3 separate regions of the Homo sapiens genome follow, and regions 1 and 2 are each linked to region 3. Evidence: chromatin contacts called from ENCODE Hi-C or POLR2A ChIA-PET data. All regions are on one chromosome and are shown on one strand. Each heading gives the region's core, a stretch centred on a gene start or an enhancer-like site at or near the end of the contact. The rest is flanking DNA. Distances are from core to core; before and after follow the strand shown. Region 1 holds the start of LIMD2 (LIM domain containing 2). Region 2 holds the start of CCDC47 (coiled-coil domain containing 47). Region 3 holds the start of TLK2 (tousled like kinase 2).

The links. Hi-C counts contacts between places; a loop is a spot of excess contacts on that map. ChIA-PET counts read pairs that join two places held with the same protein, here RNA polymerase II (POLR2A). Pooled maps may share reads with other maps.
Region 1: a loop to region 3 is called in a pooled map, with 20 times the contacts of the local background. The contact joins the promoter of LIMD2 here to the promoter of TLK2 in region 3. A Hi-C loop is called at or near these places in 5 of 50 pooled maps. POLR2A ChIA-PET finds 5 or more read pairs at or near these places in 2 of 52 experiments (AG04450 and GM10248).
Region 2: a loop to region 3 is called in a map with no recorded cell type, with 12 times the contacts of the local background. The contact joins the promoter of CCDC47 here to the promoter of TLK2 in region 3. A Hi-C loop is called at or near these places in 1 of 37 single-sample maps with no recorded cell type and 4 of 50 pooled maps. POLR2A ChIA-PET finds 5 or more read pairs at or near these places in 1 of 52 experiments (B cell).

The regions. Positions count from the first base shown.
Region 1 is chr17:63,698,759-63,702,849 of GRCh38, reverse strand. LIMD2 (LIM domain containing 2) reads left to right here and starts at 2,725. Exons shown (of 5, transcript NM_030576.4): 1 at 2,725-2,818; 2 at 3,502-3,593; 3 at 3,781-3,822; 4 at 3,912-4,051. The coding sequence starts at 3,552. It overlaps LOC729683 (a long non-coding RNA gene), which reads right to left and starts at 2,512. Exons shown (of 1, transcript NR_046273.1): 1 at 165-2,512. It overlaps STRADA (STE20 related adaptor alpha), which reads left to right. Exons shown (of 13, transcript NM_001003787.4): 13 at 1-18. RefSeq lists silencers at 747-826, 2,017-2,976, 3,067-3,526, 3,617-3,846 and enhancers at 1,247-1,346, 1,142-1,726, 1,727-2,312.
Region 2 is chr17:63,772,025-63,775,806 of GRCh38, reverse strand. It overlaps CCDC47 (coiled-coil domain containing 47), which reads left to right and starts at 2,210. Exons shown (of 13, transcript NM_020198.3): 1 at 2,210-2,395. It overlaps DDX42 (DEAD-box helicase 42), which reads right to left and starts at 1,637. Exons shown (of 18, transcript NM_203499.3): 1 at 1,431-1,637. RefSeq lists a silencer at 1,309-1,598 and enhancers at 1,729-2,038, 1,751-2,335.
Region 3 is chr17:62,476,279-62,480,262 of GRCh38, reverse strand. TLK2 (tousled like kinase 2) reads right to left here and starts at 1,438. Exons shown (of 22, transcript NM_006852.6): 1 at 973-1,438. RefSeq lists silencers at 674-1,063, 1,554-1,853, 2,034-2,173, 2,284-2,333.

The DNA of each region.
Region 1 (4,091 bases), core at 1,476-3,975, 1.2 Mb before region 3:
AGAGACGCTGCTGGAGAATGGCATTGTGTCTGCGTCAGCTCAGGGGCTACAGGCTGCTTCCTGGTGTGTGTGCTTGCAGGGATGGCCGTGCTGCCCCAGGTGAGAGCTGTCCCACCATCCAAGAGCAGGCCCATGGGTGCTCACTGAAGCTCAGCAGTGACCTCTTACACTAGATAGACCAGTTTATTTGAAAACCTGTAACAGATCTGTCTCTTAACTATCTAAAATTTTAAGACTATGAATTTTAGCCTGTGGTCATCAAACCACTTTGGAGCTAAAAAGTTCCAAAGATTGAGATTGAGGCAGAGGATGCTGGTGGCCTTTGGCAGGAAAGGAGGTAGAAGGGTTTGTCTTGCAACCGGACATGGGTGTCTCCTTACCCTGGGTGCTAGCACCCAAAGAGCAGGAAACCTAAGAACCAGCCCCGCCCATCCCTGCCATGCTGGCTGGCGCCAGCGAGTGTGAGCCAGGGGGTGCAAATCTGAGGCTCCCTGCAGTGCTTCCAGGGCACATGGCTTACCCTTCTCCCAGTCCCTCAGGGGGAAGGCCCTCCCCCAGCTCAGGCACCTCAAATGCCCCTCTAACCTGAAGCTGCACTGAACCATCAGGTGCCCTTGCTTTCCGTTTCCTCCCAAATTTTAACAGCAGTTTAAAGAAGAAAAGTAAGCCTCTTTGGGCAGTGAGAGGCTAAGGTGAAGGGAATGACACTGACCCTGGGCTAGGATGGGGCCTGGGGCGAGTGAGTGTCGGGGGCGGCGGGGAGCATTTCCGGCCCTCCTCCCCCTGCTTTAAACCTCAAGTTCCCTTCGCCTCGCCCCGCCCTCCCCCCCCCACACACACACAAACACAGAGTCTGTCGCCCAGGCTGGCGTGCACTGGCTTCATGTTGACTCACTGTAGGCTCCACCTCCCGGGTTCAAGCGATTCTTCTGCCTCAGCCTCCCGAGTAGCTAGGATTACAGGCACACACCACCACGCCTGGATAATTTTTGTATTTTTAGTAGAGACGGGATTTCACCATGTTGGCCAGGCTGGTCTTGGACTTCTGACCTCGTGATCCACCTGTCTCTGCCTCCCAAAGTGCTGGGACTACAGGCGTGAGCCACCGCCGAGCCAAGTTCCCTTTTTTTGTTTGTTTTTGACGCTGGTCATCAGTTTCCTTTGCTTCTGGATGCCTTCTGCACCTTGCTGTTGGGGCATCCTCAATGCCCATCTGCAGCTCAGCCCACAGGCCCGTCCTGGGCAGGGTGCCGGGGCCTCACCATGCCCAATGGCAGCAAGCCCTGCTCCTAGTACCCCCGGGGCTTCCCGTTTCTTGCATCAAACAGCCCCTTTGGAGAATCTGATGACAGGTGTGGAAGCTTTCCCGAGAGGCAGCCACTTTAGAGGGTCTGACGCTCCCCACTAGAGAGTCGGCCCACAGTGCAGACAAAACGCAGATCTTCCTCTAGAGAGAACAGAAGGCTGGAGAGGAGACGCGGAGCCGGTCCGTGGAGTCCGCCAGCCTGGGAAACAGCTGGTCGCTGGGGAAGCTGCAGCCTCCCTGCTCCCCTGCCAGGCGTCGGGCGAGAGCTGTTCTGTTCCCTGACAAGCGCGTGGGCCGCCAGTGCTATTCCTGCCACAGTGTGGGAAGGCGCTGGGCTAAGGGCTGTGCTTCCCGGAGCTGCTTCTAGCCTGATTTCCGGCCAAGCCACGCAGTCCCTGGTGCCCGGGAAGGCGCCGGCCTCGCCGCCGCTCCAAAGCGAGTGGCCGTCTCTCGCCGGCTGTGCCTCCGGCCTGCTGTGCGGCTGCAGGGAGGGAGCAGCTCTGCGGCCCAAGCTCTGTCACCTCAGCTCTCTGGGCCGCGGCTCCCACGTGAGAAATGAGGTGCGCTTGTTGGAGAGGGGGCCCCCGTTGCTGCCCACAGAATTCCGCCCCAGAAACGCTTGAGTACGTGGAGCCTCGGGGGACGGGTGCTCCGGGAACCACGCATACCGGCCTCCCCAGCCCGTCGCAGGGTTGCAGAGGCGCCGAGGGCTGGGGGGGCTGCCGGGGCTGCCGGGCCCTCGTGCAGGCTCCTCCCCGCAGCCTCGCGGCCGGGCCTGGAGACCGCGTGCCCGGACGCCGCCGCCAGCCTCGTGGGCCGCAAAGGGGCGGGGGCGGCCCCTGGCGGCGGGAGGACTCGGCCGCCCGAGGGACCCCGGGCCAGGCTCCGGGGTCGCCCCGGCTGGGTCTCTGCGGCCCCACAGCTCTGGGCGGGGATGGGGGCGCCGGCGCCTACGCGCGAGGCCAACCGGGGGAAACCGAGGCAGTGAATGGCCCAGGCCCCGCCCGGTTATCCCGGAGCCAGGCCGGGAGCGCCCAGTGTCCCGCGACCGCAGCCGCCGCAGCCTGAACTCGTCCCCTCCCAGTAGGATGCGGAGCGCGGCCCTTCCATCCTGTCCCTGCCACCGTTGCTTCCCCACGCCGGGCCGCCGTCGGGATGGGCAGACGGCGCGGCCGGTACCCGAGGCCTGCGAGCGCGAGGCCCGCGGGGCGCTGCGGAGCCGGGAGCGCGGAGCCGGGGCGGGGGACAGACAAAGGCGGGGACGGCGGCGAGGGGAAGACAAAGCGCGGAGGGGGGTCGGCGGCGGCGCCGGGGCCCCGAAGGCGGCTCCGGGCGCGGCGGAGCCAATGGGCGGGCGCGGGGCGGGGGCCGGCGGGGGCGGTGCAGCGATAAGGCGGTGGCGGCGGCGGTGGCTCGGGGACCACTGGTAGCGGCAGCAGCTCGCGCCCGCGCCCTCCTCGTACCCGTGCGCCCCCGGAGACCGATCCCGCCCCGCGGCCCAGGCCGGGCCTGGTGAGAGCCGCGGGGGGAGGGGCCGCGTCCGGCTCCGGAACCGGGAGAGGCGCCGAGGGGTGTGGGGTGAGGGCCGCCCGTGGGGTCCCGGCGAGTCTGCGAGCCGCTCTCGCCCGGGGCGCACAGGCTCGAGTCCTCGTTTCAGGGCCGGCCCCCGGCTGGGCGGAGCCGAGACCCGCTGGCGGGGCTCGCGGCGTCGGGGTCTGGGGTCCGGTCCTCGCGGGGCCAGGTCGGGGGCCGAGGGGCGGGGCGGGCGGGGACCTCGGGCGCTGTCCAGGGGCTGCGCAGCCTAGGCCTGGACGCCCGGGCGCGGCGCAGGGCAGCGAGGGCCGGGGTCAGGTCGGGGCAGCGGCTTCTCATCGCGGCCCCGCCGGCCCCGACCTCCCCTCACCCCAAGCGGTCCCAGCCCGCGGGACGCACACGGCGGCTGCGCGGGAGCCCCCGGCCCCTCCGCTCCCGCTAACTTTGTTCTTCCGAGGGACGGTGCCACTCGGGACCCCGGCCCCTGGGGAGCAGGGGTGGGGGAGGTGGGTGAGGGGCGGAAGTGGCAAGACCAAGAGCAACAGGAAATGACTTAGGGAAAGTCCCAACCGCAATCCCCCCAGCCCCTGCCTGTCAACACCCCCCACCCTGCAGGCTGGGGCCGGGCTGGCGGGGCCCTCCCGACTGACTTCCCCTTGCAGAACCCAGCGGGTGCCGCTTCTCCACCCGAGGCTTCCACCTCCAACGAGCCATGTTCCAGGCTGCAGGAGCCGCCCAGGCCACCCCCTCTCATGTAAGTGCCCGGCTGGGTGGGAGGGCCCCCCGGACAGGAGCCTGGCCTGGGGTGAAGGGGAGAGGCATCAGAGTTTGCCGGCCCCCTTTGTGCCCTGCGGCGCGCCCCTGGGCCTTGGGCTGATGGCTGCAGCCCTGATCCAGGGCCTCCCGGAGCTGCCCCTGCCCTGACCGCCCCTCTCCCTCAGGACGCCAAAGGCGGCGGCAGCAGCACGGTGCAGCGCTCCAAGGTAGGGGCCTGGGGCCGGGTGTGCGGGAGGAGGGGTGTGAGGGAGCGGGATGAGCACTGGGGCAGCACCTGGCTGAGCTTCCCGCACAGTCCTTCAGCCTGCGGGCCCAGGTGAAGGAGACCTGCGCCGCCTGCCAGAAGACCGTGTACCCCATGGAGCGGCTGGTGGCCGACAAGCTCATTTTCCACAACTCTTGCTTCTGCTGCAAGCACTGTCACACCAAGCTCAGGTGCGCCCCTGCCCTGCCCGCCCCCGCCTCGCCTGCCAAC
Region 2 (3,782 bases), core at 961-3,460, 1.3 Mb before region 3:
GATCGAAACCCTCAGATCCTTCCTAAGTAACAGCCTAAAAGGCTTTGGTTGTTCCGCTCACTCCCTTCCCCCAATTCTTCCCTGACCTTATCTCCTAATACTCCCTCAGCTCACAGTGCTCCAAACGCGTTGGTCTTCACACTCTTAACGGGCCAGCTTTGTCCTCCTCAAGGCTTTTATGTTTGTTATTCTCTAGCTTGGAACGTTCCTTTCCCCAGATAAACGTAGGCTCTCACTCCACCTTCTAGTCCGCTTAAATATCAGCTTGTCTGTATGGACTTCCCTGACCACTTTATTGCAAATTCCAACACCACCACCTCCCCAACCCCCTTTCCAGCTTTCTTTTCCCTAAGATACTGATCATCTTCTAACATTCAGTATAATATATGTATCTGTTTGCCTCTCCTCCCGCTACTAGAAAGTTAAGTTCCCCAAAGGCAGGGGTCTAACACCTATCCCTATCACCTAGAACGGCGCTAGAGAATAGGCACCAATAAAAATACCCCTTGAATGAACGAATTGCACATTAGGCTACACAATGCTTCTTCCAGGTACAGGAAGATATATTTTCTTTTCCCAGCTGTCAAAATATAAACATTAATTTTTGTACGAAACACTCATTGCTCACCTCTTATGTGCCAGAAATGAGCTTGGCTCTGCAAAGCGCCTTAAGACATAGTCCCTGCGCTTGAGGAAGTCCTGGGTGTGTATACGAGAGAGGACAGACATAGAAACATCATTGACAAAAAGAAAACACAGGGAAGCCACAAGAAATTGGATAACTGCCTATAGGAGTGGGGGCAAGAGGGAAATTCTCAGTGATGAGAATGTAATTCCCCAAAACTCTCGACAGCTTCTCCTGTTTTTGATGCATATGTTTGCAATTCCATGTAAATTATTTATTCACATCAGATACGCTCTCAAGTAGGCCGCAAAAAAGTTTGTGTGACTACAGTGATGCTAATAATCGACCTACTCAACGCTGCACAAAGATCATCGCCTATATCTTTTCACTCCTCTCATTTGGCAGCTTTTGCCTCTCAGGACCCCAAATTCGGAGGCCTGCATCTCCCAAGCGCTGCCTCCTTGGGTCAGAATTCTCCCCGCGCTATTCCTGCCCTGGAGCCGGGCACCCTGCAAATCCTTTTCCTAGGCGAGGGGGCGCCGCCTCCGGAAAGCCGCCAACTGGGCCTCGGTAAGACTTGTGAGGGAAGCGGGAGCTGTGGGAGGGCGACGCGGCTAGGAAGGAACCCTAGAGGCCTCAGCCCCCACTCCCACCCCTTCCCGGCACCCCGGCCGCCGGTGCCCCGAGGCTCTGCCGACTCTTTGTTAAGCGAGGCCGCGGTTCCTCCGCCCTCGCTAGGCCCAGCAGTTGCCTCCAGTGCCCCCAAGGACTGGCGGCCTTGCGTCCAGAAACCCCACGCACAAACCTGCTGCTATGGCTGCAGCGGCAGCTGCTACAACCGCGGGCGCGGAGCGAATCCCGGAGCCCAAAGTACGCGCTGTCCCGGCCCGGTCCCGCCGCGCTCCTTCCTCTCCGCCCCCTTCGCCGCCGCCGCCGCCACCACCACCACCGCCGCCGCCACCGCCACCACCGCCACCGCCTCACGGCCCGTTGCTGAAGGGGGGAGGGGAACAAAAACGCGACATGCGCAGTGAGGAACGCGCGGGCAGAAGGGCGGGGCCGGGGCTACGGCTCCCGGAAGGCGCCTGACCTTAAAGCTCCAGAACGCCTCACAGGCTCCTCAGATACTCTGACGGGAAACTGCAGTTGGGTGGACAGTGTTCATGACCCATCTAGAAAGTGGGTCTGCGAATGAAGAAAAAGTGGCGTCAAGGGGCTAGCCAAAAATCCCAAGAGAAAACGGGTTGGACAGAAACCATATTTACATGAACATGCCTATAGTTTAAACTGTTGCATATACTACTAGAGCGACACTCTTGCCTCTGGCCACGTGGTCCCACACAGCATGGCCACCTTTAGCTTCCGGAGCACCGGTTCCGTGTGACGTCAACTTGACGGAATCCTAGGTAGGAGGATTGGGATAGGCGAGGGCAGTTCCGGCCCAGGGGCGGGGATTATGTAATTTTCCCAAAAGCCCCACCTCGCCTCAGCCGGGCGGGAGAGAGGGAGGTCTCGCGCTTTCCCCGGGGTTGCGTCCCGCCCCGCAGGCTGCGCGCAGGCGCTGACGAGCCGCTCGCATTCTACGTAACGGACGGCGGAGGCTACGTGAAGAGAGGCGCGGCGTGACTGAGCTACGGTTCTGGCTGCGTCCTAGAGGCATCCGGGGCAGTAAAACCGCTGCGATCGCGGAGGCGGCGGCCAGGCCGAGAGGCAGGCCGGGCAGGGGTGTCGGACGCAGGGCGCTGGGCCGGGTTTCGGCTTCGGCCACAGGTAAGGAGCGGGCCAGGACGCGCTCGTCGGCGTGGCCGGGCCAGGCCGAGCGGTGACTCCGAGTTGCTTGGCCTGTAGCCCGGTCCGGTTGAGATAATTGTAATGGTTTGGGGGAACTTTCCCACGGAGCTGTGAGCAAATGATAGCCAAAAGGGCAGAGTTAGAGGAAATGTACAGTGTGTGCCGGAGGATGACATTAGGATGTATTGATTCTCTTGGGTGGGGAGAAACTAGGCAAAGGGGTTTAATAGAAGCAAAAACCTCTGTGGCCAGTCTCTTCTGGAGGTTTCTAAAATGAAACGTGTTTGTATCCAACACATATAAAGAGACAGAGGAAAGTCTGCATGATTTCCAGAATACTCGTTTTGGCCGTTGTCAGGAAGACCTAATCTAAAATGACAACAAGGAATGATGGCCTCACTCAGTCCTCTTTCCTCAAGTCTAGACTCAGTCGCTGAGGAACTATTGGATGAGCTTGCAGAAAATAATCAAACCAGACTTGTTAGCGCTTGTGTGAATTTTCCTTGGTCCTGTGTTGCTTGCTTCAGGAGTCATAGAGGCTGGGTGGTCTGGCAAGGACTTGTGCATTTGAGAACTGACAGGTGCAGCGGAGACTTCTAAGAGGGAAAACCAAGGTAAAAATGGCTTGGATGATTGTAACCTAAATAACCTTGAAGGATCTCCATTATAGTGCTGAGTTATCTCAGAAGTGTTTCTATGGTGTGAATATTCTAATTGGAAATTCAATTTGAAATGATCGGATCTTTTGGCAGGCTGTTAATCGAGTTGACTGTTCCGGTGTTAACTTTTAGTTGCTTCTATATGAAAAAAAAGTTTTAAGAGTAGGATTTGAAAAGGAGGCTGGGCGCGGTGGCCCACGTCTGTAATCCCAGCACTTTGGGAGGCCGAGACGGGTGGATCACGAGGTCAGGAGATCGAGACCATCCTGGCTAACACAGTGAAACCCCGTCTCTACTAAAAATACAAAAAATTAGCCCTGCGTGGTGGCGAGCGCCTGTAGTCCCAGCTACTTGGGAGGCTGAGGCAGAAGAATGGCGTGAACCCGGGAGGCGGAGCTTGCAGTGAGCCGAGATCGTGCCACTGCACTCCAGCCTGGGTGACAGAGTCAGACTCCGTCTCAAAAAAAAAAAAAAAAAAAAACCCTTGGTACATATCTCCCGTAATACCCACTGCAGCCCTAAGAGGCAAGTAGCAAATGGTATCCCTTTTTTGTATGTGGAGAACAGGGAATTTTAAGTAATTAGGCTAAGGTCATATTGCTGGTAAATGGTAGAGCTGACATTTTATTTTATTATTTATCTATTTTTTTGAGACAGAGTCTCACCCTGTTGCCCAGGCTGGAGTGCAGTGGCGCAATCTTGGCTCA
Region 3 (3,984 bases), core at 189-2,688:
GAAACATATTACATAGAACCCCTTCGAACACATTATTAAGTAGTTGGAATGGTTGGTGTGATTTTAAAGTTACTGAAAAGATGAATCGAACATTCTCCTCTGCAATCCAACAACTCTACAATCTCCAGTAACAACCCCCTTACAAGTCCTTCAGTTTCATTTCCCTTCCTGGATTGAGAGCCTGGGGCAAAGGGGAATGAAAAGGTGACAAATTAAAGTTTCACCCACACATGCAAGTGCAGGTTAGAGAGAGAATTAGGAAATTCTCAGAAAGGTTGAAATGCATCTTTACAAAAAGAAAAAGAAGGAAAAAAAAGAGACTGGGAGAATGAGTTTCCCCCGTGGCCTTCCTCGCGTCTTGCCCTGCCCTAATCGAGGTCGGAATGGCAAAGGTTGCAGTCTCTCCCAAACCCCAAGGTCTCTCGCAACACTTCCCAAACCTCCATCCCCAGGCCCGGCCCGGAAAATGACGCCCCGGCGGTTATTCCGTTTAATGTCAACTCATGTTAAGGAAATAGCCACTCCGTCTAATTCCAGCGGGGCCTTGGACTGGGATCCTCCCTGCAGCCCACAGCCGGGAAGCAGGAGCGATGGGGCCTGGTCCCGGCGCCCCTCGCCGGCTCCAAACTTTCCCCAACTCCAGGCCCACCTGTCACGGAGGAAGGGAGGGCCGGCTCTCGGGGGCGCCCGGGAGGCTGCCGAGGCCTCCAGCTGCCTGGGGGCCCCCGTCTCTCCTCCGGCCGCCGGCCCCAATCCCAGGCCGGGGCCGCCTGGGCCTCCCCCATCTTCTGCCCGGCCCCTCAGCGACCCGCAGCCCTCAGGGAGCCCCTCCCGCCTCAGCGCCCAGGAGCTGCGGTCCGGAGCCGGCCCCGAGCTGGGCCCAGGTCGCAGGCTCCTCAGGCCAAAGGGGTCCCCAGGACGGTTAATGCCCCAGGCCTGGAGTCCTCCCCCGCCCGGGGCTCAGCCTCTCACCTGCCGCCGCCGCCGCCGCCGCTCCACGCTCCTCCCGGGAGGGGCCCCGACCCGACCCGGCTGCGGACCGCTCCGCTCTCCCCCTGGGCAGGCCCGGGGCGGAGCCGGGGCCTCTCCTGAGCGCCGCAACCCCCCGCCCGGGCAGCCGCCGCCGGCGCCGGGCTCCACGAGAGGGCGGGCGGGGGAGGGGGGGCACGAAGGCCGCAGATCCCCGGGCTCGCGTACAGAGCCAGGCGCCCGACGCGGGCCCGGGCCCGGGCGGCCGCGGGGGGCGCGGGACCGGCCTCCTGGCGCCGGACAAAGGCCAAGGGAGGCGCAGGAGGGCCCAGGCCGGGCCAGGAGGTGGGGGCCCGCTCGGCTGGGGGCCACTCGGGTGCGGCGCGGAGGGCGGGGGGGTCGGAACCGCTGGTGCCCAGGACCCGCCTCCGGCCCCTTAATCCGGATCGGTTCGGTCCGGATTAGTAGTGATCGGTGTAAACACACTAGTGAAACCGCGTGTTTCCTCGCGAGATTTGCACGGCTGGGAGGCGGGGGGGGTCCTGGGGGGGTGGGGGAAGCGCCGACAGTGGGGGAGCAGGGGGAGGGGACGAGGAAGGTGGGGGGGGGTCCCCGCTGCCCCGGCGCCCCGCCTTCTCCAATCAGCGGCCGCGCTGCCGGGCAGGGGTTAACCAGGGGACCCCGCGCCGGCGGAGGAAGCCGCGCCTCGCCGGACGGCTGAGGGCGGGCGACGGGCGGCGCCGGCTGACGGGCCGCAACGCGAGGGGAGGTCCGGCGGCCCGGGGCGCCCTGCGACTGCCCGAGGCCGGAGGCCCGGAGGACCCGCCGCCGCCTTTGTGTCGCCGGCCCCCGCCCCGCTGGACTGGCCCGGGCCGGGGCGGTTGGGCCGGCGCTGAAGGGGCTTGGCCGCCCGGGTCCACCCGTTCCCGGATCCGCCTCGCCGGCCCCCGCGCCCGCCCAACCCCTGCCCAGCCCCTCGGCTCCGCGAGTTTGGGTGAGAAGTGCGGCGGCTTTTCCCAGGGATGGAGTTTAGAGGACGCTAATCCTATGTGTGAGCGGCGGACCCCGCCCGGACTTCCCGGAGGCGCCCGGTTAGTGAGGCGACGGCGCCCACCCGCGTTCGCGGGCTCCCGGCCGCCACTCCCCGGAGCCGCCGGCCCGCCCCAGCCCCGCGCGTCGCCCGGGAGGGCGGGCTGCACTCCCTCCACGTACCTGGCTGGCAGAGCGTCTCCAGGGACAAAAGGTGCCCTGGGATCAAAGCCGAGCCCCCGCCCCCGCGGGGATGCTGCCCTCCGGAAGGAGGGGCGCTGCCCCCAAGGTACTCTCCCCGGGCACCCAGGGGGAGGTTCCATTTCAACCTCCGATGAAAAACACGGCCCTCCCGGGTACTTAGGAGGGTCTGAGGGTAAGTGCCAAGATGGAGAAAACACGCCGGCCCCTCACAGAGTATCTCCTGAGGAATGAGAACTATCTAGCGGGCAAGGAGGGCTTCCTGCATAGCAGAGGGCACCCCCTCTGATCCCCCAAGGCCAAGGGAAAAAAATCACTCTTCACCGGCGCCCCTGAGCCAGGACAGGCTCCAGTGCAGCCACCCACCTTATAATTTTCCGCGGATGCTGCCTTGATCAGATGTCTGAAGATGACTTTAAGGACTACAAGCAAATCTCAAGGGAAAAATTCAGACCTTGAACAACAGCCTTGAACTTTTTCAGGGTTAGACAAGTACTCCCCAGTGGAGTTTCTGCCCTTATTTCTTCGTTCTTCTCTTAATTCTTCCATATTTTAACAGAACACAGACCTGCCGAAACGACACAGGATGGCTCTTTGCTTTTTGTTAGTTCTCCAACCTTCCAAACCCTTGGGGCACATGCAAGCACTGTGGAAAAACTTCATTAAACCAAGAGTCATCTTACTCCAGATCCCAGACTGCTTGGGAAGTTGGACATGCATATTCCCAAAGAGAACAGTGTTGGAAGAAGACAGGAGAGCAGCTCGCGGGTTGGGGGTAGAGGGTAGGAAAAGAGGGCAAGATGGAGGACTACCACTCGAGGCCAGCCTCCACTGCCTGTTAGGGCGGTAGAACCTAAGAGCCGGTCCAAGGCAACACAAAAGACAGTGAGGCTAGGTCTTTAATTGCAGCCAACGATCAAGAAAGCAACTCCATCAAATGACACTGTCTTTTTAAAAAAAATTTTTTTTTTTTGAGACAGAGTCTCGCTCTGTCGCCCAGGCTGGAGTGCAGTGGTGCGATCTTGGCTCACTGCAACCTCTGCCACCCGGGTTCAAGCAGTTCTCCCTGCCTCAGCCTCCTGAGTAGCCGGGATTACAGGCACGCGCTACCAGGCCCGGCTAATTTTTTTTTTTTTTCTTTTTTGGTAGAATCGAGGTTTTGCCATGTTGGCCACGTTGGTCTCGAATTCCTGACCTCAGTTGATCCGCCCATCTCAGCCTCCCAAAGTGCTGGGATTTCAAGCGTTAGCCACCGCACTCGACCAAATGACACTGTCTTAAATGATTTAATGTCTTAAATCGGGAAAGGAGAGTAAGAGAAAGCACTCAATGGAGTCAGAGGTGTCTTGCAGCCTAGCTCTTTCCACAGACAAGCCACATGGGCCTATCATCTAACCTTTTCAAACTTCTCCAACTGCTTCTGTGATGGAGGGATTTGGGCTAGAGGATCTTTTTATTTTATTTTATTTTATTTTATTTTGGTGACAGAGTCTCACACTGTCGCCCGGGCTGAAGTGCAGTGGCACAATCTCAGCTTGCTGCAACCTCTTTCTCCTGGGTTCATGCGATTCTCCCGCCTCAGCCTCCCAACTAGCTGGGATTACAGGCGCACACCACCACACCTGGCTTATTTTTTGTGTTTTTAGTAGAGACGGAGTTTCACTATGTTGGCCAGACTGGTCTCGAACTCCTGACCTCGTGATCCGCCCACCTCGGCCTCCCAAAGTGCTGTGATTACAGGCATGAGCCACCGCGCCTGGCCGATGATCCCATTTTTCAAAGTAG